Linked DNA regions of Mus musculus: regions 1, 2, 3 and 5 are each linked to region 4. A link is a loop called in an ENCODE intact Hi-C map of the cell type or tissue named here. Cell type or tissue: heart. All regions are shown on one strand.

What was found. A loop is a pair of places that touch in the nucleus more often than their neighbours do. Peaks named below come from ENCODE experiments on the same cell type or tissue, not always from the same donor. Only the 100,000 strongest peaks of a DNase experiment are listed, where the experiment ranks them.
Region 1: a loop joins it to region 4, with 7 times the contacts of the local background. A loop is called at or near these places in 9 of 42 quality-filtered maps.
Region 2: it touches region 4 in a loop (4-fold over the local background); 13 of 42 quality-filtered maps call a loop at or near these places.
Region 3: it touches region 4 in a loop (4-fold over the local background); 4 of 42 quality-filtered maps call a loop at or near these places.
Region 5: it touches region 4 in a loop (4-fold over the local background); 5 of 42 quality-filtered maps call a loop at or near these places.

What each region holds. Positions count from the first base shown.
Region 1 is chr4:34,884,425-34,889,424 of GRCm38, forward strand. No RefSeq gene overlaps it. Among named protein-coding and RNA genes, the nearest start is that of Zfp292, 4.0 kb to the left of the region's middle. In heart, a CTCF peak has its summit at 2,472; a DNase peak (open chromatin) is centred at 2,257; H3K4me3 peaks cover 1,908 bases; H3K27ac peaks cover 1,452 bases.
Region 2 is chr4:34,920,258-34,925,257 of GRCm38, forward strand. It overlaps the pseudogene Gm12361. Among named protein-coding and RNA genes, the nearest start is that of Platr9, 11 kb to the left of the region's middle. In heart, a CTCF peak has its summit at 2,150 (motif pointing left); no DNase peak of the experiment used is centred here.
Region 3 is chr4:35,223,580-35,228,579 of GRCm38, forward strand. C9orf72 (C9orf72, member of C9orf72-SMCR8 complex) reads right to left here and starts at 2,257. Exons shown (of 11, transcript NM_001081343.2): 1 at 2,209-2,257. In heart, no CTCF peak of the experiment used is centred here; DNase peaks (open chromatin) are centred at 1,782, 2,282 and 2,572; H3K4me3 peaks cover 2,322 bases; H3K27ac peaks cover 1,549 bases.
Region 4 is chr4:34,684,596-34,689,595 of GRCm38, forward strand. Slc35a1 (solute carrier family 35 (CMP-sialic acid transporter), member 1) reads right to left here and starts at 2,843. Exons shown (of 8, transcript NM_011895.3): 1 at 2,649-2,843. The coding sequence starts at 2,664. It overlaps Cfap206 (cilia and flagella associated protein 206), which reads right to left. Exons shown (of 13, transcript NM_001347062.1): 13 at 3,979-4,419. The coding sequence ends at 4,189. In heart, a CTCF peak has its summit at 2,760; a DNase peak (open chromatin) is centred at 2,756; H3K4me3 peaks cover 1,731 bases; H3K27ac peaks cover 1,270 bases.
Region 5 is chr4:34,612,865-34,617,864 of GRCm38, forward strand. Orc3 (origin recognition complex, subunit 3) reads right to left here and starts at 2,078. Exons shown (of 20, transcript NM_015824.4): 1 at 2,001-2,078. The coding sequence starts at 2,045. Rars2 (arginyl-tRNA synthetase 2, mitochondrial) reads left to right here and starts at 2,093. Exons shown (of 20, transcript NM_181406.4): 1 at 2,093-2,162. The coding sequence starts at 2,127. In heart, a CTCF peak has its summit at 2,059; a DNase peak (open chromatin) is centred at 2,067; H3K4me3 peaks cover 2,773 bases; H3K27ac peaks cover 2,481 bases.

The sequences.
Region 1 (5,000 bases), 200 kb after region 4:
TCCAGCGAATGTTTTGTAATGCATGCTTTTAAATCATTACATAAGATGAACAAGCACAAGGCAACCTTACAGAAAACAGCATCAATACTGCACATTAACAAGACAGAATCCTCTAATGCTTGCATGTACATGAGACCAGGGGAGCACACTGTAAGGCTAAGGATTTCCTCTATTGGATTGAACAGTGAAAAAGAGTTGAAGAAACAAATGAAGGTAGCTGTTTTGTCTTGCCCTAGTCCCTGTAGATACTCTACCAATGAGCTGCCCTGTACCCTCCTTGCTTAAGATTTTAAATTTTGCAGTTCATTTTCCCAGGTTATATATATAGTTCAGGTATTAAAGTTCCATCAATGTATGCTATTTTAGGATTCCAATGAAAATTATCAAAAGAAATATGTGATTAGCCAATGCACCAGTAAATGCAAGGACTGTACAATAACTAAAGGCTAGGAAGCTTACCTTTTCTACAATTCAACAGTAATGAGTTACACCACACTTCATTTACAGGAAGGAAAGTGTGTAGCAGCAGGTGTGGAGAGAAAGATCCAAAGTGAAATATGCCTGAATAATGATTTTTTAAATTATTACATAGGGCTAGGGTGTAGCTCGATGGCAGAGCACATTCCGGAGACTCTGGTAATGGGATGGGGAGGGGGTACCTAGTAATGTCATTCCTACCTTCAGGCCATGATACCCTTGTGGCTAAAAAAACTGGATTAGGAGCTGGAGAGATGGGCTCAGTGGTTAAGAACATTTGCTAGTTTTCCAGAAGACCAGGGTTGTAGTCCCTGTACCAGGTGGCTGCTTCACAGCTGTCTGTGAGTTCAGTGTCAGGGGATGCCAACTGCTTCTGGAACCAGACATGCAAGTGGTGCACAGACCTCATGCAGGTATGACACTCTTACATAGAAAATAAAATTTTAAAGGAAACTGGAATCATAAATTGGATCTGCATTCTAGTACGGCCATATAAATTCATCTGCACCTTTTGCTTTTATCTAGTGTCTGTGACTGTTAAACTTGAGAATTATGAGGAGAAAGACGGCCTTAGTTAGGGTTTTATTGCTGTGAAGAGACACCAGGACCACAGCAACTCTTATAAAGGACAATATTTCTGGTTTATATTTTCAGAGGATTAGTCCGTTATCATCATGGCAGGAAGACATGGTGCTCGAGCTGTAACTAACAGTTCTCCAGCCCAGTCTGCAGGCAGCAGGAAGAACAAGTCACACTAGGCATGGCTTGAGTATCTCAGACCTCAAAATCCATGTCTTAGTGCCTTTTGGCCAGCCTGAGACCAAGGTGACTTTCTGTGACCTGTTTGCTTTTTCCTCTTTTTGGGCAAGTGACTTAGTGACAAAACATTTACATATAGAAAGAAGTAATGGGCCACAGAAACGACCATACCAAATATCCAGTCATAGCACAGAAACTAACAATTGAAAATAAAGAGAGACATCTACATAGCTATTTAATACAACGCCTGTGGGTGCAGGGCATCCTACCAACCCACAGAGAAGACAATCAACAAGCACACTGAGTGGAAACGAGCATGTGATTGTCCCTTGGTATGGTTGTCAAAGGAGAGAACAGCCAGAGGCAACTTGGGAGAGTACAGAGTGAACATTTCTCTCAGAATAGATCAGATGATTAGAGGGACAGCGGGGAAGCAGAGAGAAGAGACCAAGGGAGCCGAGGACCAAGAGCGTGCACCCAAAATAGCTAAGTTCTCTAGGAATCGCAAGCTGGGGGAAGACAAGCAAGTTCAGGGGCTGGAGAGGTTTATGGTGGGAGGCAGGGGTGAGGCGTGCTAAGAGAAGCCAGGACTCTGTAACAGGTCTTAGCAATGCTGAGAACCTGATGGTCACGGTCAGTTTTTATACAACAGGTCCCTTGGCTAGCCATATGTCCCAGGTTTGAGACCTTATACACACAAAACTTAACCGTAGCCGTTAGCTTCTTAAGTACCAAACTTTCAGTTCACAGGAACCACTACACACACACACACACACACACACACACACACACACACACACGCACATACCCTTCTCTGCCTAGAGGCTCTTAGGAAAAATTGGAGACCCAGTCCATAAAATGACAATAAGGCCACTTGGGCCACAAGCCCCCAGGTTTCTGGGGACAGCGTTTTGACCAAGCAAGGCAGTTAGTTCGTGGGCGTGGTATCACAAGGGCCCTCAGGCAGTCGAGCCTTCAGCCACCAGTTACACTTCCGGCACTTGTGCTGAGGAGCCGCGCTTCCGGGTGGCGCCAGCTTCCCGGGTCCTGCGGGCTTCCTGCAAGCCTGGCGCACCAGCCGGCTCTTGAGGAATTCCTAGACTGCGGGACCTGAAGACTGGAACCGGGGATGCGCGGTGCCTGCTGCACGCTGGCAGCGCCGGCCGCCGCCACGCTGCTCCCCAGCCCTGTCTGCACCCCGAAGCCCGCGAGCCGAGCTGCCTCAGCTGGCCACACAGCCCGCGGGCGCGCGGCCTCCAGAGCCCGCCGGGAGGAGCCGCTCGGGCTGCGCGCGGAGGAGGCAGGGAGGCCGGGAGACTCGCCCTGCAGGGCTTGGCCGGCCTTCTCCAAAGAGCTGGGCTGCACCCGGACGCCTGAACCCGCAGCCTTGGGGACGCGAGGATTGGCGTCTGCTTGGAGTGCATCCAAGAAGACTGGAGATCTGGGTGAAGACCGCCGCCTCATCTGCTAAAATCACACTGCACTTTTTGTAGAGAAGATATGTTTTTTCCTCCTCTGAGAGACAGCAACCGGATCGATTAAAAGCGCTGAAAACATAAGCCAGGCACTGGTCCGCTTACGTACACAATTCCAATGAGCCCGAAACACGAAGCACGAGTAAAAAGATTAGTTTTAGTCCTTACATTCTTTTCATGGAGGGAAACAGAGGGATTTATCTAGCGGGATTTTTTTTTCTTTTACCTTATGAGGAAGAAAAACCAAATGGAAAATGAGTAATGACATATAAAGGAAAAAAAGAAGAAGAAAAAACTATGTTGTTTTTTTGAGATAGTTTCACTTTGCAGCCCATGTTTGATTTGAACTCCGTGGCAGAAAAATGACTTGATTTTCTTTTCCTACTGTCCTTCACCGTCACACTCGTTTTGTGCAGTACTGAGTTCGTTATGCATGTTTGGCAGCCTTTCTGTCAACTAAGCCATCGCTAATTATTCTAATTCACCCAAATGAAAGCAGTCATAAAATAAAGCAAAAACAGAACCTTGGAAACAAACTCTGTAGCGTAGTTGAATTGGCGTGCACCATTTCTCTAAAGAAGCAAAGAGAAATACAGAAAATAGTTTTCCCTCTCCCCTCCTCCTCTCCCCACTCTTTCCCTTGTGCACAGGCTCTATCAACTAGGAGCTATACGCCCAGCCTTGTAGTTCTAAATTATAATCGTTGTACATCATTTACCTCATCGGGTGTTATATAATATCACACTGTTGTAACACTTGAGTTTTTAAAAAATAGCAATGCTGTGGTGAAATGAACTTAGAAATGCACAGGTCTCTCTTCTCATTCTAGGACATCAACTTAGGAAATTTTGTTGATTTCCATGAATCTTTTGTTGTTGTTATTGTTGTTTTTCAAGACAGGATTTCTCTGTGTAGCCCTGGCTGTCCTGGAACTCACTCTGTATACCAGGCTGGCCTCAAACTCAGAAATCTGCCTGCCTCTGCCTCCCAAGTGCTGGGATTAAAGGCATGCGCCACGACTGCCCAGAAATTTCCATGAAGCTTATAGACCAGGGAAAGGGCATCAAATCCCATTACAGATATTTGTGAGCCACCATGTGGTTGCTGGGAATTGAACTCAGAACCTCTGGAAGAGCAGTCAGTGCCCTTAAGTGCTGAGCCATCTTTCCAGTCCCTGTTATAAATCCTAATGTAAATATCTGATATATGACCCCTGTGAAAGGACTGTTCACCCACCCCCCGCCAAAGGGGTCACAACCCATAGGTTGGGAACCTTTGTTTTTGACACTTTCTTCAATATAGAAGCAGTACTATTTTAATTGGTACTATTTTGAGTATTCTTGCTCTGATCACAAATTGAACAAGAGTCATTTCCAACAAGCAACTTCTATCAGACTTTTAAAATTTTATTATTTACATTATAGATGTTTTACCTGCATGTATGTCTGTGTACTATGTATGTATAGACCCTGCAGTGGCTAGAAGAGGACATCAGATCTGGGGTTACAAGTTATTGTGAACGCAAAGTGGGTACTGGGAATCTAACCCTGGAAGAGTAGCCTGTGCTCTTACCTGCTGAGCTGTCTCTCCAGCCCTCATAGTTCTTTTTGTTGTTTAACACTGCTTCTTGTAATAGAGTCTTACTACATGGTGTTAGTTGTCTTGAAGCTTTCCATGTAGACCATGCTAGCTTCAAAATTGCAGTGATCGACCTGCCTCTGCTTCTGGAGGGCTAGAATTACAATCACAGCACACCTTTACAAAATGTTCTCTTTCTCTCTATACTTCTCTGATCCCCACTCTTCAAAGTGGGGTAGCTTTGATGAACCACTTACTGTGTTGCATACAGTCAGGTGCCATATAGTTGAGTCTTATTCACAATCTGGTAGCACTTTAATAGTAGAAACTGTATTATGTCCAGTCTACTTTCTATAATGTCACTTGGCAAGTGACAGTGTACTTAGTAGTCAATATGTATCCATTGAAATGAATGCAATCCAGTTTGTATTTGACAGTAGCCTGTCGTCCTTGTTCTCATTATAAACAGTTTAGACTGTAGAGAGACCATATTTGCTCTCTAGCCTAGGTAAACGGTACCCTGCTTCTGCAGTTCTTCTTGCAGCTGATCCGCCTGACCAAGTCGCTTTGCGGGGGGTCGGCTCCTGCAGCCTCCAGTTAGCATCTCAAAGTGACTCAGTGGAAGGCTAGGTAAAGCCGCCACAGGAAATTGCCCTCCTCTAAGTGGAGAGGGACTTATGTCGGCCCTTTGTTCTTAGTACTTGTGTGACT
Region 2 (5,000 bases), 240 kb after region 4:
GAGTGAGTTCCAGGACAGCCAGAGCTATACAGAGAAACCCTGTCTCGAAAACACCAAATATGAAAAGAAAAAAAAAAAAAAAAGACACCCTTAGCAGCACTAGTAGAGTCCACCAAGTGGAGCTCAGTTGTGAATACTAAACTTAAAGAGTATCTGAAGAGATTTACGGAGGTGCGGTTGTTAGAGAGGACACGCAGCAATTTGAAGAATTTCAATCAAAAAAGAGAAGGAGAGTGGATGAGCCGCAGTATTACTGCAGCTAGGGTGAGTACCATGTTTCCTCAGTTAGGTTGTCCTGAATAAAAAGACCTTGGTCTGGAGAAAGCAAATTCCTTCCTTCCTTCCTTCCTTCCTTCCTTCCTTCCTTCCTTCCTTCCTTCCTTCCTTCCTTCCTTCCTCTCTCTGTTTTCTCTTCTCTTCTCTTCTCTTCTCTTCTCTTCTCTTCTCTTCTCTTCTCTTCTCTTCTCTTCTCTTCTCTTCTCTTCTTTTCTTTTCTGCAGTTTGTTCCATGACTCCCAAGCCTGCTCAGGGAATCCTCTTGCTGCTTTCTGAGGTTTGACCATGGCTTAGAAGGGACTAGGGAGCTTTTCTCTGGACCAACCTTCAGAGTGGGAGACTGATGCTTCTGGTTCTGATGTTCTGGTATTGATGTCTGATGTAGGCAGGATGCAGGAAGCCTTTGTTCTGAGCTTCATGATGATTTTAAAGTGAAAACTCCCACTGTTCTGCTGGTGCACCAATGTCATCATTAGTACGGTGATGCTCCTGGGACTTTCGGGGAACCCACCCACGTATGAGTCCCTTTGCTGTTGCCTAAAAATAACCAGAATCCACCCTGCCACCTGTGGTGGATAACAGACTAAGGATTCCAGAAAAAGCTCTCAGCTGCACACATGTTGAGTTTTTGTGTGTAAACAGTGTGCACAGCCATTATCCTCCTTATCAAAGTCTTCTGAAGATTCTATGGGATGCTGTATTGGGGGAAGGAAGAAGCTCTTGGATGCTGTAAAATGTCTTGAGCTCCCCCAGTCTACTCGGAAAACATCTTTTGATCCACAAAGAGTCCTAAGTTGCACTCTCAGGTACAACTTAAGTGAGGCACACAAAAGCCATTTTAGGCTGCATGTTGGTGTCAGTAATTTTGTATACATGAGTTCCCGGACAGGATGAAGTAGCCTACATCATCTTATTAGGCCTCCATAAATGGCAGGGCTGATTCTTCTTCTTCTTCTTCTTCTTCTTCTTCTTCTTCTTCTTCTTCTTCTTCTTCTTCTTCTTCTTCTTCTTCTTCTCCTTCTCCTTCTCCTTCTCCTTCTCCTTCTCCTTCTCCTTCTCCTTCTCCTTCTCCTTCTCCTTCTCCTTCTCCTTCTCCTTCTCCTTCTCCTTCTCCTTCTCCTTCTCCTTCTCCTTCTCCTCCTCCTCCTCCTCCTTCTGATTTATTTATTTTATGTATATATGAGTACACTGTAGCTGTACAGGTTTCTGTAAAATCCAAATAAAACCAATTAAAAAACAGCTTGTGGTACCTTCTTCCAGGATGAAAATATACCAGTCATAATTGAGTAACATCCTTTTCCTTCAAGGTCAGTGACTTTCCTACATTTTCAGATATCTAGTGTGCTGATTAAAACTTGCCATTAATATCTTTTTTTTTGTTTGTTTTTTGCTTATTTTTAAAGTTTTTTTTAAAGATTTATTTATTATATGTAAGTACACTGTAGCTGTCTTCAGACATCCCAGAAGAGGTCATCAGATTTCATTACAGATGGTTGTGAGCCACTATGTGTTTGCTGGGATTTGAACTCAGGACCTTTGGAAGAGCAGTCAGTGCTCTTAACCGCTGAACCATCCTTCCAGCCCTTGTTTCTTGTTTTTGAGTCAGAGTGTTTCTCTGTAAAGGGGTTGCTTAAAAATTACAGGAAGTATACATTGTAAAAAAAAATTAGGGAAACAGGTACACACACACACACACACACACAGAGAGAGAGAGAGAGAGAGAGAGAGAGAGAGAGAGAGAGAGAGAGAGAGAGAGACAGAGAGAGAATGAATGAGGGTTTGACTAAGGAAACCACAGGACTTTCTGTGCTTCATGGTCCTCCTTCCCATGCTGAGGGGAGCTTGTGCCACCTTGTGTTCATTGTACGCAACAACTACAGATTAGGTTTCTGATTGTTGGTTCAGTGCCTAGCCAAGAAAAACTAGGAGCTTCTCTGTCAGATAAATGAATGTAGGAACATAGAATTCATGCTCCCAGACCGCAGTCATTCAAAATGGCTCAAGATCAAACTATATTCTAGTCTCTTTTAAGATGAGTGTTGTAGGCTATCTACTAGAGAAGACTCATCAGATGTGGATTTAAGCCAACACAAAGTGTGTATTAGCCAGCAGGTGACTACACCGGGCGTTTGGGATCCCAGTGCAGCCCCAAGCCTTCCTTAGGGGGAGCTATTAAGCACAAAACCATGTTCTGGGTTGACATCCTTCAGTTAACAAGAACAGTTAGCCAGAAGCGGAAATACAAAGTCAGAAGGCAAGGTTAGTTCATTTAGAGACTTTCACAGAACTGTGGACGTTGATGGATTAGGCCTCTGTTTTAGTTTTGACTGAGATGGTGTCGTCAGCATGCTGAGTTTTACAACCTGAATGGCTCTTCCATCATGGAGTCACTGGTGCCAACGTCTGGAACGTGTTATACAGTAGGCGCTGTTGGTTCTGTGTTGACAATATTGATTCTGCAACATGGGACTTACGGAACTATCCACTTTTCACTGGTAGAATCACCAGAATGGAAGCTAGGAATAAACCCACTGAGTTGAGACCATCTGATGTCATTTCTTCAGATAGACTGTTGAGTTCTTTTTGGGGATTCAGACCTCTATTGGTTTGACCAGCTGTCTATTTGTTTATTCTGAGCTGCTTAAAAAAGACTCTACCTAGATAAATAATTTTTTTTTGTTCTGCTTTCAAAGCACTTGGCTTAAAGTATCTGGTTTGAACACATTTTGGTCTTGACATTTGGTCTTGCTTGCTTGCTTGTAGATCTCTAAAGGCATTTTTGGTCTGTTTTGCTTGTTCTCAGAACTTCTTTGCCTTTGGAACTTTGAAGGTATCTTTTTTTTTTTTTTTTTTGGTTTTTCGAGACAGGGTTTCTCTGTATAGCTCTGACTGTCCTGGAACTCTGTAGACCAGGCTGGCCTCGGAACTCAGAAATCCACCTGCCTCTGCCTCCCGAGTGCTGGGATTAAAGGCGTGTGCCACCACACCCGGCTTGAACGTATCTTGTTTCTGTTTTGTTTGTCTTGGTTTTTGTTGTATTTAAAATTGATTTATTGTCATTTGGCCTTTGTTTCCTGACGCACCTCAAATTCGTAAATTTTCAGCTTCTTCTCCTGTGACCTCTCCAAGCTTTTACTTTAGGGATTGTATGAGCAACTGATGATAATGACTCTGAAGACAAGAAACAGTTGTTCCCTCCCACCCAGAACTGTGGCGGTGTCAAGGGGAGCAACACGTGACCTGCAGTGACCTCACAGGGAAGCATAACAAACATACCCATTCCTGGGTCAGAAGGAAACTACATATGGGGGATTGGTCACCCCCTGTCTTGAGCTCTTTCACATTTGCAAAAACCTGCAGGAAATTCCTAAGACTCAGTGGGAGAAGAGGTCTCCTGGTAAAGGCAGAGAAAGTTGATCCAAACCCAGCACATAAAACTGACCCAAAACAAGTATTCCTTGGCTAGCATAGTTAGATCACTAGGCAGGAAAAAGAAGCACACACACACACACACACACACACACACACACGCACAAATGCATCCACATGTGGCAGGCATGCAAACAGAGAACAAGGCTTCGAGAAAGAAGGAGATGCATTTAGAGATAAACTGCCGTCAGATATCATAGCTGACTTTATATGTAATAATTATTAACATGAGAGTATTTGGGCAATTTTAACATTTACTACATCCAAATTGGTTTACCTTGCATGCTTAACAAAATCCTAGAATTAAGGTTGTTATGGGTTATAGGCTTAAGCTTGGGGCTAGAGTTAGAAGGTTAGGTTAGGGGTTAATGTTAGGATTAGGGTTAGTGACTAGGATTTCGGGTTAGGGTTCGACAGAGAAAGAATGAAGCTGATAGCATGGAGTCACCTTCAGGGTTGTGGTTAGGGTTAGGGGTTAGTGTTGGGGTTGTAGTTAGCTTTGAGAGATTTAGGGTTAGGGTTATTGGTTAGTTAGGGTTAGAGTCAGTGGGTTAGGGTTAAGCTTTGGGTTATGAAGTTTGGATATGATTTGGGGAGAATTGAGGTCAAATAATCATATTTTATATCAATTTAAACATGTTTTAACTCCAACCAATTGTTTGTGCTAAATGTTCATCTTAGCTGGAGTGATGTCTCATTGAGTAAGACCATTCTACTCTTACTGAAGACCCAGTTTCAGTTCTCAGCACCAAAATGGAAGCTCACCCCATCTGAAGCACCAGTTAAGGGATCCCACTACCTCCTCCGTTTGTGGTAATGAAGTATCCTTGTGGTACACATACATACATTCAAGTAGAACATACATTCACATAAAAGTAACTAAAAAAAAAAAAGACATCACCCACATGATTCTAGTGCCTTCAGAAATGAGTTTCTGGTGTCTGAAGGCATGAGGTCAAAGTCAATTAAAAACAGTTCTTAAAACAATAGTGTATGGCCAGGAGTCATGAATGTTTCAGCCTTCCTGGATCAGTCCTCTACATTCAAGGAAAGATTAAAGCAGATTGCATGAATGACTGATGGAGTTACCTACAGGGCTGTGAAATCAGCTGAGATGTCAACCCTGCCCTTGCCTAGTCCTCCCGGGTAGATTACTCTCCCAATTCCTCCCCCTCCTCCATACCTGTGGCACTCAGCCAACTCCTCTCACTGTTGTAAAATCAATCACTAAACTCTGAAGAACGTGTACCACACACTGACACAACACATATGCACATGTTGACCTGATGTCGTTT
Region 3 (5,000 bases), 540 kb after region 4:
CAGGCTGCTTTGAGGAAGTTCATTTGCCTACTGCTACTGTGATCAAGAATTATACCATAAGGCTTCCACTTGTGGGAAGAGGGGCAGGACAGCCATCAACCAGCCCTCTCAGCCAAACAGGAACTAACCAAGACCACTGTAAAGACAGTGGACTACTTGCCAGACCAGCCTTTGTCATTCTCTACAAATGTTCAATTTCAGCCAAAACTCACATGCATACTCATGACACCAGGACTGTGCCATCTTGCCTAGATCCAAGTTTCTCAGGCCGGCTAACCTAACACTTGGACAGTATTCACTCAACATGGGGGTCTAGGGCAGGCTCAAAAGATAGACGTTTTATCCATTCAGTCATTTTCTAAAAGCAAACATTGGATGGCCAACATAGCCAAACAGAGTATTTTACCAACTTTTAAAGTTATATTTACATTTGTCTCCCAGAAATTTAAATGCTTGTTGAATGTCCAGTCTGCAGCGCAGGCTGTAACCCCTCTTATTTTTTGTGTTCTATGAAATAAGAACACCGTCACCTTTAGTTTCGAAGTTTCCAACTGACTCTGGGGTTTCCCACAGTGCCAATGGTCACTGAGGTGCTAGTCAGCAGTGACTCAGACAGAAAACCCCTGTTCCTCCTGATCCACAGATTATTTTAACTTTCAGTGCCTGTAGCAAGCTTTCATTCAAAAAGAGTAAAAGAAAAACTACTTGTAGGTTTTTTACGTGACATAGGTTTTTACTGTGGAGGATGATGAAATACCTGCTTTCTGCTCCTAGGTTATGATTCACCCTTTTGTCTAGCATATTCATGCTCTCCACACTGTCTGCCACTACTTCTCCATCCTCTTGGTTATCAGATCTGGTGTCTGCCAAGGTACCAAGGTGCCTGCGTTCAGGTGAATCTTGTTTTGCTTAACAGGGGTGAAGTACAGTAAGTTACTTTGAAACACAAAGCGATCACATTCACAGGACTTTTACAGAGCAGCTGCAATGGCTCGACTTTATTATCAGTTATTTGTAATCTCTTATTGTGCCTACTTTCTAAACTTTAACATCTGTGTATGAAATGTAATGAAGGGAAAACACCTATATCCACACGATGGGTGTATGTAGGCGTTTCCTGAGATTTCAGGCTATACTGGGGGCCTCCTGGAATGTCCTCTTTAACTGAGGGGACGCTTACTATATTTCAAATATTCTGATTCCATATTATTAACATAATCTCAATCTCTTTCCTCCTCCTCTTCCTCCTTCTTCCTTCCTTTCTCTCTCTCTCTCTCTCTCTCTCTCCCCCCCCCCTCTCTCTCTCATATTTTAAGTTTTCCAAGTGGACTAACGATTCTATCTTAAAGTATTTTCCAGTCCCTTTTGGGCCCTTAATATAAAGTAAAAGTACTACTGAGACAGACTGTGTACCCGTTTTTCTCAACTGGTGACGAACGGGAACAGTGTAACAAGAAATTTATCCATCTGCCGGGACAAAACTCTACAAGAGCCTAATAGTCCCCACACCAGAAAGCGCAACCAATCCCTCCCAGGCAAATGCACTCCTGGCCAGACAGACCCTGTGTGGACAGACTTAATCAGTGCACTTCTCTCTCTGCAACTGATTACCATCAGTCAAGTGATGCCCAAGTCACAATGGTCACTTCCTTTAATAAGTCTGTACAACCGCGGAGCTGTGAGGCAACCAGGTCACGTCCCACAGAACTGGGGAACAACCTGGTAAGAGTAGCAGCCCATGTAAGTGGGCATCCGCACTCCTTGCAAACTTCTGCGAAATCCTGCCTGCGTGTTGTTCTGTCCGTCCTTACTCCATCCCACCGGCGCTTTCTCCTCCCGGGCGGGGACCCTCGGGAGACCTGACTGGGTCGCAGGACCCACCAGCTGTCGCCGGGCCAGGCCCCTGGGGCCCAGGCTTGTGGCGGTGGGGGCCGCGCTCGCCGTACTCCCGGAGGGTTCCCTCAAGGGCCCGGGAGACGCTCCGGGTCGGGATCGGGGAGCGCGGGCGGACAGCAAAGATGAGGCCCATCCCCATCCCCTCCGCACCGCCGCGGCCCCCGCAACTCCTGCAAGGCCAAGGGCTCTTTCGCCCGGGGGACAGGGAGGAGTTCACCTCGAAGGAGAAAAAAACCCCGCTGGTACCCGGAGCCGGCCGGCCCGCGAGCCGACCGTGGCAGCAGCCCCCCTCCGCCCGCGCGTCTCACTCACCCACTCGCCGCTGCTGCGCCTTCACCGCCGGCGCAGGGACCGCAACCGCAGCCCGCTCCGGGCCCCGCCCCGGGACCGCCCCGCCCCGGACACGCCCCCAGGCCCGCCCAGTCGCAGTCCCGCCCCCAGTCCACAGCAGACCCAGAATCTGCAGGGCTCCCCGGTGCGGATCTCTGCAGTCTTGTTTCCTTCTTTTGTCCTTGGTCACCGTTGTGGAGTTAAGTTGCGAGCTGAGGCAACCAAAACGCACCTCCCTCGCACACCCTCCCTGGACTGTCTAGACACCACTTTCCACCTAGAAGGAAAGGGCAATTGGGATGGCTGTCACTACAAACGCCATCTTTCACGTGGGCGGAACTCGTCTCTGCTTGACGCGCCGCGGTTCCCTCGTGGGACTCCGTAAGTTCCGGGTTGGCGCTTTCACTTTGCTTTGCCAGCCTTGAGATGCCAGTGGCAGCTGGCCAGGCGGAGGCTGTCATGGGCTTTGTAGCTTTTCTTCCAAGAGCCGCTCAGGAAAAGCATGGGCAGAGCTGAGCTCAACCTAGATAGATAGTGTCACCTGCGTTATCTATCTAGGTTACGAAGCGTAGTTTGTGGTTGTAAGTAGTTTTGCTTTGTTTTGTTTGGGAGTTGGCAGGTAGTGGGTGCTCAACAAATATTTAGTGAGTGAGTGGATTTCCTTTGGTCCCTATGACACGGTTAAATGCCGTAAGTCTGCGTGCACACTGTACGTGTTCACTCCGCAACAAGCACAATGATTCCCCCACCCTCTGTGCGTAGTCACCGTGTTTTCTTCTAAACGTCATTTTTGCCAAATAGCACAGTGCACTTTGTTTTTTAACCTTTGGGAAAAGAACACCATGACGTCTGATTTATTGATTGATTGATTGGTTTGTAACTGTATTGTGGCTTTTCACTACAGATGAGTAGTGTTTATTATTTTCCAGCAACTTTTCATCATTTATAGGGAAAAGAAAGGCATTAATAACAGAATACCTATCAATACCACCTTCGGTAAAAATAGAACTCTCACCAGGTATTGTATGCTTTTTTTTTTTTTTTTTTTTTTTTTTTTTTTTTTTTTTACCTAGCAGTTGTCATTCTATCAAGTTCTTACAGTGTTTTGTACCGTGGTCTTCAGATGTATATCTCATAAATGAAGTATACATCTGAGAGTTAAAAATACATCCAGACACACAGAAATAGCATAGGACCATGTTTGGAAGGCTAGGGTTAAGAGTGCGATGCTGTAGTCAAAGTGGGTGAGTTTGCAGGTAAGGAAGGCAGCTGAGTGAGGCCAGTCAGCTAATCCACAACACGAGGAATAGACGTTTATACTATATCCCACACTGAAAAGCTGAAAAGTTCCCAGGTGGGTGTTAGGTACTAACACACATACACGCGCATGCATGCACACTTAAGATAATTTGCTTGTCTGTAGTAAGCCAGAGCTATCAATGTAATTGATTGGGTCAGTTTTCTGTGATTCCAGAGCCCACTAGGAATAGAAGGTATTTGTTTGGTGTCCTCTTGAAGTAAGCCCTTCTTTAAAACCTGTCTGTGAGTCAAACTAACATAACATTACACTTCAGAATAAGACTGGAACTTTGAAGGAATATACCTTCTTAGTGTTTTTTTTTTCCTTCAAAATTTTACCTAGAGACAAAAACAGTGTCCCTCAAATAACTTATTTTGTGTAATATCAGTCCTAGAATAAATGTTTTATTTAAAAAAAATAATCAAACCAAGAAAGGACTAGGGATGTAGCTTCGTGGGTAGAGGGCTTGCCTAGCATGTGTGACTCCCTGGGTTTGGTCCCTACCATATTCCTCTCTTTTTCTCTCTTTGGAGAAAAAAATGAAACATCACGATCTAAAATATTGTATGACCACAGGAAATGAAATAAACCATGATACAACTTATATTTTGTGATCAATGAGTGGAGACCTTTTTCTTCACATCAGATGGAACAATTACTTAGGCATAGGTAAAGTAGCCTATATATTTTAATTGGATTGTAGCTAACTTTTATTAATCAGGAAGAAAATAATAAGTAGGTATGCTGGTTCATAATTGTTGTATTGCCTGAAAGGTGTAAGGTAGAATACATCTTTCCTCCAGAGAACCAAAGAGAAAATGATGCTAACTGTATGTAGAAATATGATTCATGATATTGGTGTGATAGATTTTTAACCCTGTCCTCTCAAACTTTACAAATAATCTACCTCAAATAACTCCAGGCTCTAAGTGAAAATATGCTGGCTATAGAACTATATCTCCAGGGCTGAAAGTGGAGGGCATTTGGCAGAGGGCTTGCCTACCACGTACTGGTTTACTCCCCAATACTAAACGAACTGACGAGATGGCAAACACCTATAATCTGAGACAGGAGGATTAGAAGTTCAAGATTATCCTAGGCTACACTACATGCTGAAGGCTATCAAGGGGGCGGGGGGATCCCATTAAAAGAAAGAAAGAAAGAAAGAAAGAAAGAAAGAAAGAAAGAAAGAAAGAAAGAAAGAAAGAAAAGAAAAAGAAAGGGAGTATCTCTCCAAACAGGAACTGAGAACTCTATCCCCTATTTCCAACCAGAACAACACCTTTAAAGACCCGATATAGAAAAATGTCAGCTATCATGTTTCACTAATGTTCAGTCATGCAGACACTCCTCGATAAGGGGGATTTCTAAAGCAAAATAAGAGGTTGGGCTCTGTAACCACAACAGATATTAAGTATCGTCTCTGCTTTAGGTTAACCACGGAACTGGACAGTTCTTCACTCCTTGGTGACTC
Region 4 (5,000 bases):
TATGAGAAAACCAATTCCCACAATTTCTTTTTTATTAATTATAATTGAATCTAATCCTTGTCATTGAGATCTACTGAGAATGGATTTACATTGGATCTGCTAGGTGTTCACAGTTAGTGTTTTGTCATCAGATTAGTAACAAGTGTCCCCTGGGAACACTGGTCTTAGTTCACGGGTTACACATAATCCTAAGGATGCCAAGAGACTCCTCCGGGATGCTAGTTATTAACTGACGTCTTATGTGCTAAACGTGCTTTTGTTCACTCCTTTGGAAGCCTAATCATAGGTAATTATACCTAATCATAGGTAAATAAAATAGGTGTTTCAAACAGATACTTTAAAATATGATTACACAAGAAGCTAGGGAAGCAGTGTCTCCATATAAGTGTTTCCTCCTTGGTGAATTAAAGCAGGATTTGTAAGTTGTAAGCAAGTTCTTAAACCAAAGAAGTAGTACAACAGAGAAGAAGAAATACGCCATATAACTATTTATCTTTCCTTCCTAAATGGTCCAATCTGCCAGACCAGCAATGCTTATGTAAAGGGCACTGAGGGAAGTACTATAATACTTCCATTGTTCTAAAACTTTCTTATGAAAGAGTTTATGACTCCAGAAATATGGAGCAGTAACATTTAATCCGTCAGTACAAGAACTACACCATCCATAGTTTTATATGATGGTTCAGAATAATGGAAAAATGTGTAAGTCCTATCTCAAGACACATGGAAATAATAGTAAGTTAAAATTTTGGCGTCCATAAAGTGTAATTAGGAGACAGCTATGCTCATCTGCCTTAATTATCTTGCCTATAGTTGTAGGGTTCAGCAGCTATGGCGGAGACTAACAGCTCTCTACAGAAAGACTGCCTGCCATCCATGACCTGAAATTATCAATATTCTCATAACTAAGAAGTGAAAACTCAAATCACTTTTTTTTTGGGGGGGGGGGCTGTGTTAAAGGTCCCTGGTTCAAAAAAAGCAAGATAATTTAAATACTAAAGATGTTTAACTCCAGAAAACATACTTTTTTTTTTTTCCTTTCCTTGAGACAGGGTCTCTCTATGTAGCTCTGGCTGGCCTGGTACTTGCTATGTAGAGCAAGCTGACCTTGATACAGTTCTGCATGCCTCTGCCTCCTAAGTGCTGGGATTAATAGGCATAAGCCATATCATGGTGTTTTGTTTTGTTTTGTTTAAGACACCCATAATGAAAAGGTCTGCAAATGTAATTCTTGAAAATAATTACTAATCAAAGTAGAAAAGTCTAAGTTTGGATACTATAAAACATAGATGACTTTGGTCTGTAATACCACTTTAGAAGCACATTTCAACTTTTAAAACCAATCCTTGTAACCATGATTTCCACTTACATTTCAGTTTACCATAAGATCAAAACATTTCTTCTACAATTCTTCATTTTCCAGGATGAAACTTCATTGATTAGGAATGTCAACGTTCCCAGGTAATATAAATATTCATGGTACGCAGCTACTTTAAACTATCCTAAGAATTCAAATCATATCACGCCATTAACTAGAAACCTGGCCCACTGATCATCCAGCACCCCCTTTGTGGAGAATCTGTTACCTTCCACGGCATTTGTTTCTGGGTGGAGAATATCCCCCAGAAGAGTCAGTCTGGAGTTATCCTTTTGTTTTCCAGTTACATTTTAGGGGGACTATTACTGTCATACCTGAAAGCTTGGACATAGCAGGAAGTAGCAGGTGAGTAATCGTTAAGATGACTCTATGTAAGGAGGTATAGAAACTGTATTTCATTAGGATAAAAAAGTGCAACACACCCAAATGTAACAACGTATGTGCTGGCAAGAAGTCTAAATCTGTAAACAACCCTTGCGGGTACCGATCTGCCTGCTGCATCTTTTAAGTGTTCATTTGTCAATCGCCCTACTTTTCCTATTACCCTCTTCCCGGATGCTACAGGACTTATCTGATATGGGACAATCCACCACCACAGAAAACTTACATGGCGCCTGATGTTAAATGTCAAATCCCCTCCCCCAAAGATAAATAATTTCACATCCACGCAAAAGGATATTCTTTAAATGCTTGTCCAACATTTATTTAGACTTAAAGCCAGTGCTCATTGGGGAAATGGTGAAAAAACAAAAACAAACAAACAAAATTAAAAAAAAAAAAAAAAGCGACGTTGTCGCCAGGCATGAGGGCACAGACCACTAATCCCAGCGCTTGTAAAACTGAGGCAGGAAAATCTCCCCGAGTTTGAAGCCAACGTGGGCTATAGAATGAGACCATGTAGTGTTGGTTCCTGCTTTAAAAATAAATAAATACAAAATCGTCACCGCCTTTTGGCCTGTCCTAGCCACAGTGCTATAGAATAAAACCTCAGCCTTGGGGCCAGCTTACGTAAAACCTGAAAGGACAGCCACCACAGCCCTGGCCAGACGGCTCGCCATCGGGAGGAGCAGCGCGCGCCCTCAAGCCCAGGGCTCCGAACCACAGCCTCGCTCCAGGCAGGGACCTGGCCGGCGCCCGGGCGGCTCACTGCACCGGTGTGCGGGTGCAGCCCGCTGCCGCTCCCTGCAGGGAGGGCTCGGCCCCCAGAGCCGGCCCGGCCAGCACACCCCGGGCCGCCGTTCCCTAGCGACCGCCCGCAGCCCGGCCTCACCTCTCGCCGGAGCCATGGTGCCGAGAGAGTCTGCGGAACTGACGCCCCTGCGGCCATAGAGACGCACCGGCCTAGAGAGCCCGCCGCACCACACGCGCGAGGAGGAAGCGGGGGCTACGGCGGAAGCCGCGCGGCGTGCGGAGCGACAAGTCTGGGAGACTCGGTCCTGCGGGGGCTCGGAAAACCGCAGCTTCCGGTCGACCGAGGGGGGGCGGAGTCAAGGTGGCCGAGCGTTTCCTTCTAGAGACCAGCCCCTCCGAGAGGATGGGCCCCGCAAGAAGGATTCTGAAATGCTCTCGATTATTCCTTTGTGTGAAGACCGTTAGAGAGGCTCCGAGAACTCGGACTTTTATAACTTTCAACTCCATCACGGCCTTCCATGGTTACCTCTTGGATAAATTTAGTATATATTACATACTGCTCGGAAGTACTGTGTCTGTCTTCATCATCCTTACTGTCACTGTCTAGCTTAACTTGGTAACTTCAGGCAGCAAAAAGACCTCAGAAAAATTAGATTGTATTAACAGGCACTTCAACCGCTCTAATGGTTACTGTGACTAGAGGATGTTATTAGAAAATAACCCCGGGTGGAACAACATTATGAACTAACCAGTACCCCGGAGCTCTTGACTCTAGCTGCATATGTATCAAAAGATGGCCTAATCGGCCATCACTGGAAAGAGAGGCCCATTGGACACGTAAACTTTATATGCCCCAGTACAGGGGAACGCCAGGGCCAAAAAGGGGGAGTGGGTGGGTAGGGGAGTGGGGGTGGGTGGGTATGGGGGACTTTTGGTATAGCATTGGAAATGTAAATGAGCTAAATACCTAATAAAAAATGGAAAAGGAAAAAAAAAAAACTATACCTCTAAAAAGTTGGAATTCTCAGGACCTGAAAACCCAACTGCTTATGAGCCAAATAAGGCCGCAGAGTGGGAAGTGGGAAGCGCTTAAGCCACAGCGGGCTCTGAGGCAGACAACAGAGCATAAAAGGATCAAGCTGGAATGCCAGCCAGTCTTATCAGACATTCTGATTTTTTTCAATGAGCCCAAAATTCAAATATAAATATCAATTCTCTGGCTTTTAAAAGGCAGCATATGAATGTAGGCTTCACTTGTTCCAGATAGCAAGGCTCATGATATAGAAATCTGTTATCACTAAATAGCAATGAAGCAGAGCGTTGTGTTTCAGAGTGTCAGGGCTTAACATTTTGTAGGGTTTTAGAAGCAGCCTCTATTCCAGTGATAAGCATACTACTATCTAGCTGGCATTGCAATGTCAATCTTAATGCTGTAAACTTTGTCTAAAATATAAAACAAATACGCGGACAGAGTTTTACTTGTCAATTTTAATAAAACGAAAAATGTACTACAGAAACTGCTTTTAGATTTGCATAACAGTCAGGCAGGATACGGTGCCCTAGTGCACAGTCACACAACCAGTGACTGTGCCAGCCCCGCAAATGAGCTTTATACACGCACAGCACTTTAAACCCTCCATCCGTGCCACTAAGGAGCAGCTTCCTGTAAACGTCCATCTCTAGGTTTCGTCCACCGCTCTGGTTAAGTTCACCTTCACCCCATAGGTTGTTTTGCTTTGTCCCCCACGAAGGCCAGCTATGAAAATCTGGGGCCTGGGCACTCGGCTGCTGCCTTCTCTCTTGGACTGGGTGCTAGCCTCTTTCAAAGGGTACACCTGTGAGGTGTTATCTCTTCTCATGTGGCTAAGGTCAGTCTGGACGGAGTGAGTAATTTTCTGGCGCAAATTAGCCTAGGTAGAAAGAGAACATAGGGAATAATGTTTCTCTAAAAAAATGTAAAAAATCAGGCATTTAGTTAATGTTTGCCTATTAACTTTCCATTTCACAAATAAATAATGCATTTTTCTATGATGGTGAGGATGGATGATGACAGGGAGGCTGAGGGTGGGGAGGAGGGTGGGGAGGAGGGGGAGGAGGAGGATGTGTATGGTATGATTGCAGGCATGTGCATGCCGTGGTGTGAATGTGGAAGAGAGAGGAAAACCCCTGGTATTAATTCTCTCCTTTTATGGCAGGTTCTGGGGAGTGAACTTATCAGCTTGCATGGCAAAAATTAATCAAGAACAGAATAAACTTAAGAATCCTTTACAAAGTGGGAAAACCTGTGACATGCTGAGACTGAGCTGAAGAGAAATGCACACGACTGGGTTGCGACGGTCCAATATGAGAAAGTGACGATTTATAGTGGGTTTTTAGAATGAGCGTCACACTATGCTGACAATATGAAAATCTGTTTCCAGCTTACTCGTTTTTCATCTTGCTTACTTCTGTTCATGGATAACTGGAAAACATGAGACTAGACAGATTGCAC
Region 5 (5,000 bases), 72 kb before region 4:
TTATATAATATTTCTTTCATGATTATCAACACAGATATTTCTATTAGGGCAAAAAGAAAAGTGCTTTTCTGAAAAAACTATCATCTCCAAGTTTTATAGAAATGATGGCTTTTTGAAAAAAAAAAAAAATTCTCCTTCTCTGGAAGGGCTGGAGAAGCAGCTGTGGTAAAGCTTTTGTGTAGTGTGCACAAAGTCCACATTGTTACATTCACCACCAGAAAAGAGAACGCAATGAAGTCTTAAGCAACAAACAGGATTAGGAGTTAGGGCACTCAAAACATCTGGAACTTTGTAGCCAAGGAAAAATAAAAATAGGAATAAAGCTAAAAAAACCACAAAAGTCTTTAACTAGGAACTGGGTATGGTGGTGCACACCCTTAATCCTAGCACTTGGCAGGCTCAGGAAGGCAGGAGAGTTCAAGTTCAGCCTGATCTACATATAGAGTTGCAAACCGATAAAGGCACATCGAGAGAACATGCCTCCAAAAAATTAATTAAACCACAGTGTTTGTTCTCTTTGAAATGTAGTCTTTGGGGGTACTGCTTGTCATTGACCATTTTAATCAAAATTAAATGTCTGGTGCACCGTTACCTTTCATCACTAACACACTTCTCAAATGTCTTAACCCTCAGCCAGAACCGTACCATGTGTAAAGTGTCTCCATTTCTGTTGAACTGTGACAATTTCTTTAAGCGGCAGTTGCGTTTCTTGGACTAAAATGACTTGCCTTTATATCCTTGTCTTCCCTGCTCCATCTCCCCTCAGGAATGCCCAGTTAGAAAAAGTGTATATCTATCACCTAAACTTCACAAACTGAGGAGTCATTCGCTGCTTACCTCCAGCAACAACCTAGTGGGCTGTGCGCCAAAACCAGAGAGCATTTCAATGTCCTCCAGCGGGTTCACCCCGTAAAAACACTGAAGGGGTCTCACTCTGCCCCGTGGGCCAGAGTTCCCTTCACTGGCTCTGCTGTGTTGCTGCCTGCCTGCCTGCTTGCCTGCCTGCCTGATTCTGATGTTAACATCACCCCTAACAGACCTGTTATAAAAGAAGACAGCCCACTTCAGTGTTCCCCTGTAGCCCCAATTACGAAACCTTTCAGAAGTCTGTTATTTCAGCTTCCTTCAGGAGTGTCCTTCTGTTCTTAGAACAGGAGTCAAGTCTTACTTTACAAGGCATAGCAGCACAGACCAATAGACCTTTCTTTTCCATCTGCTGCCCTGTTTGATATTCTTGAAATATGGTTGCTAATGGTAAACTTAATTTTAAGTTATCTTAATTCCAGATGTAGCCACAGGCTCCTAGGGGGCAATACAAGCCTAGGATTTCTCCTCTTACAAACTACAATTTGACTAGCACTCCTTTGCCATCGAGTAGTCCACAACCCCTCAAAACACTCATCTGAATTACATTTTTATTCTGGTTTTTCCTAATGCTCCTCTCTCCACTCACGGGTTAAACTGCTCTTTTTACTTAATACGCTCTTTTATTTCTACATTCTAAGGCAAAGACCATCTTATTCTGCTCTCCCAAACTAATGCTTTATATTTTGCCAAGATTCTTATTTTTCAGACCTTAGCCAAACTGTCACTTTCTCCAAGAATTTCCTCGGTCTCCCAGAAACCTTGGTTCGTCCCTCCTCTCTTAGAACTTTTCTCCTTGCTAATGAGCCAATTCAAGATCAGCTGCTTATGAGTATTTCTGGGAACAGAAATCTATTTTTGCCTCCATCTGCATCTCGGTAACTTAAAGCACAGTGTGAATTTATGGAGGGGGAAGAGTGGGGGAAGCGGCAGGACGCAGCACATTCTGGGGGCAGCCGCTCTCCTAGCCTTGGCGCCATGGCCTAGTTGCCCAGAGCAAAGCTTGCCTCGAACCCGGACCTGGGCAAAGCCGCCCGAGTCCTGTTCTCCGCGGAGCCAGAGCTGATGCCCATCAAACCTCGTCGGACTTGCCAAACAGGCACCGCGAATCTGAGGCGAGCGCCACCCCCACGTACCTTAGACACGGAGGAGGTGGCCATAGTCCGCGGCCCCGTGTGCATGCGCACTCCACACTTCCGCGCGCCCTGGCGGAAGCAGAGGCGACTTCCGGCGCGGAGGCGGGGCGTGCGGGAAAGGGAGGCATGGCGTGTGGCTTTCGTAGGTCGATCGCCTGTCAGGTACAGTCCAGAGCGGCGAGCCAGCGGGAGCCAGGGCCGGAGGGTGCAGCCTAGGCCGACCCTGCCTCCTCCTTGCGCTGCGGAGTGGGAAGATCCTCGAGAGCCCTGAGTGCTCACTGTCTTCTCATTTCCCGTTCTTAATGCTTTAACCTGGGCGGACTGTCCAGAGGCCATGATTAGACCCTGTAGAAATTAATGTTCCTCCTTCGTTTATGCCCTTTATTTGCTCTCATGAATAACCTGGTAGGATATATCTCGAATAAGAAATTTTGTAGCTTACTAAACCTGTAGGCGATGCTCTCCCGAGGAAAAGCTCTAAATCCGGACTTGGAGACCATTGGATAAAATAGATGATTTAAAAGGCATGCTAAGGGCTGCGGAGATGGCTCCGCGGGTGAAGTGCCTGCTATACAAGCATCTGTGCCTGCGTTTGAATTTCCAGAACCTAGGTTGAAAAACCTGCATAGCTAAGGAAGTCTGAAACCACACTTCTGAGAGGTGGAAACAGAAACCGGTGGCTCCAGCCTCTGGTTCGGTGAGAGTCTGCCTCAAATAAGGTGGAGAAAGACACTTGACCTGTACTCCTCGCGTGTTTAGCGCAGCCTATCCTGCCTGGAGTTTGCTAGTGCTAGCACAGACTTAGGCCCGCTGTGGCTGGGTTGTTTTAGACAATTCTGAAAGATGGTGCATATACTTCTTAGGTAGTTCTGTGGGAATTAAGCTCCAGCCTACAGAGATGACTTTAATGTGTTATCTGTGTGTCTGTGTTTGTATGTTCCTTCATGAGGACAGGCCACAGGTTGCCTGTGTTTCCTCCAGTCACTGTCCACCTTTCCCCCCTCTCCCCTAAGGCAGATTTTCTCCCCGAACCTGGAGTTTACCCGTTTAGCTAGGTTGGTTAGCCAGGGAGCTGCAGGTGTAATGGCAATTCTGCTGTTAGCTGAGTTCATTGCATGGTACAAGCAAAAAACAACTGACTGTCTGGGAAAGACAAAATGCAAGAGAGAAAGAAGACAGAGGCAGAGTGAAACTGTTTTTATTAAGGCAGGCCTATCCTCCGGAATGAGGGACGGGAAATCCAGAGTTGGGGAGCCTGTGGCTGGATGAGGGTGGGGAAGGGTGCCGGTGTCTCAGGTTTTCTCCATTGGCTGTGCACGCCCCATTGGCTCACCAAAGAGATGATCGCAGGCTTTTATGCACAGCTTGCTCAATTAAGGAAGCGGCCATGCTTTAAAGACCCTTCTCTATCTTTACTCGTCCTTTCTAGCTGTTAACCACGACTCTCTGCTGACCTTTATCCCAAGAAGGCAAGGTCTGTCCTTAGACCTTGCAGGTGTTAATGCTCTTAAGCTCTTGGCAGGCTCTGTAAGCCATTAGTTAAGTTAGCCTCTGCTTTCTTTGTTCTTGTGTTTATGTGACCAGCTTTTAGTTTTACCATGGCAGGAAATTAACACCTGTCATAACCACTGTCCACACGGATCTCCGGCTCTCCACTCAGAGGGAAGAAAGGATAGCAGATGCTGCGGCCAACTTTGACTGACTGGACCAGCAACATGGGTTCACGTTTCCCCAATCTCCATAGTTCCAGTATGGATGCAGTTTCGTGGAGCAGCAGAACAAAGAGTGATATTAGTAAAGCAAAGCATTTAAAAAATAGATTGATGGCACCATCAGCGAGGCTGGTTACAGCAAGATGAGGGTAACTCTTCTGTAGACCCCGGCTGCTCTCTGACAACACTCTGACCCCTCTGCTTGGTGGAAAACTAGGGTTTTTTTGTTAGTACATCCCCAAAAGGTTATCTGTTTGTCAGGATGTTAACTCTTGCTTGTAGTAGCATGATATTAGGTCCAAAGGTGGGAGACACTAATGAAATTAATTAGGTCCCAGATCTGCACTATCCATAACTCTCCACAGTCGTCGAAGTTTTAGTCAGTCAGCTACTACAGACACAGCTTATTTTCAGGAATTCTCACTCACATTACCAATACATTTAGCTGCAGTTTTTCTTGGTTACCTATGCCAGAACTCCTTGTCTGTGGGACAGCCTGGAGTGGTTTCCTTCCTAAAATAGGAACAACCCTTCTTTATTTACAGTTTAGCTCCTATAACTGGGCAACATTGTCTTACATTAGTTCCTCAAGGAAGCCAACTGGCCTGCTGGAACTGGCTCAGCCCTGTCCTCCTTTTTTATGTTAAAAATCATTCAGTGTATTTTTCTCGTATACCCTTCCCCCCTCCCCACCCTACCATTCTCCTTATCTGGTCCTCTCATACCCAGATTTAGGCTCTTTTATTTATCATCCCTACCTAATACCCCAGCTCTCTGCAGCACCAGCACTGTAAAGTCACAAACACGTGTCGCCACACTCAGCTCTTAAAGTGTGCTAGGGTTCTGAACCCAGTCCTCCTGGCATTCACTTGGTGAGCACTTTACCATAGCAAGCAGCAAGCAGAGTTCCAGCTCTGGTGGTTCAATCTCCTTCTCTCTCCTTCTCTCTCAGTGCATCCCCACAGTCCCAGGAGTCATCTCTCAAGTATACTGCTTGCACCAAAGTTCCAAGGCTGGGCTTCACAACTCTGCATTCCAGCTAGTTGTGGTTTTCTGTAGTCATCTCTGGCTGCTTAACAGAGTTCTCTCTCTTTCGTGTGTCACGTGTCCAAGGAATAACTAAATCCTATAATGTGTGTGTGTGTGTGTGTGTGTGTGTGTGTGTGTGTGTGCGTGTGTGTGCCTTTCACCAAAAATTACTGAAAACCTGGAAATGTCTGTACCACTAAATTCAACACAGTCATGAAAGAAGCTTCCTGAAAATATAAATGTACCCATTTCTGCTTAC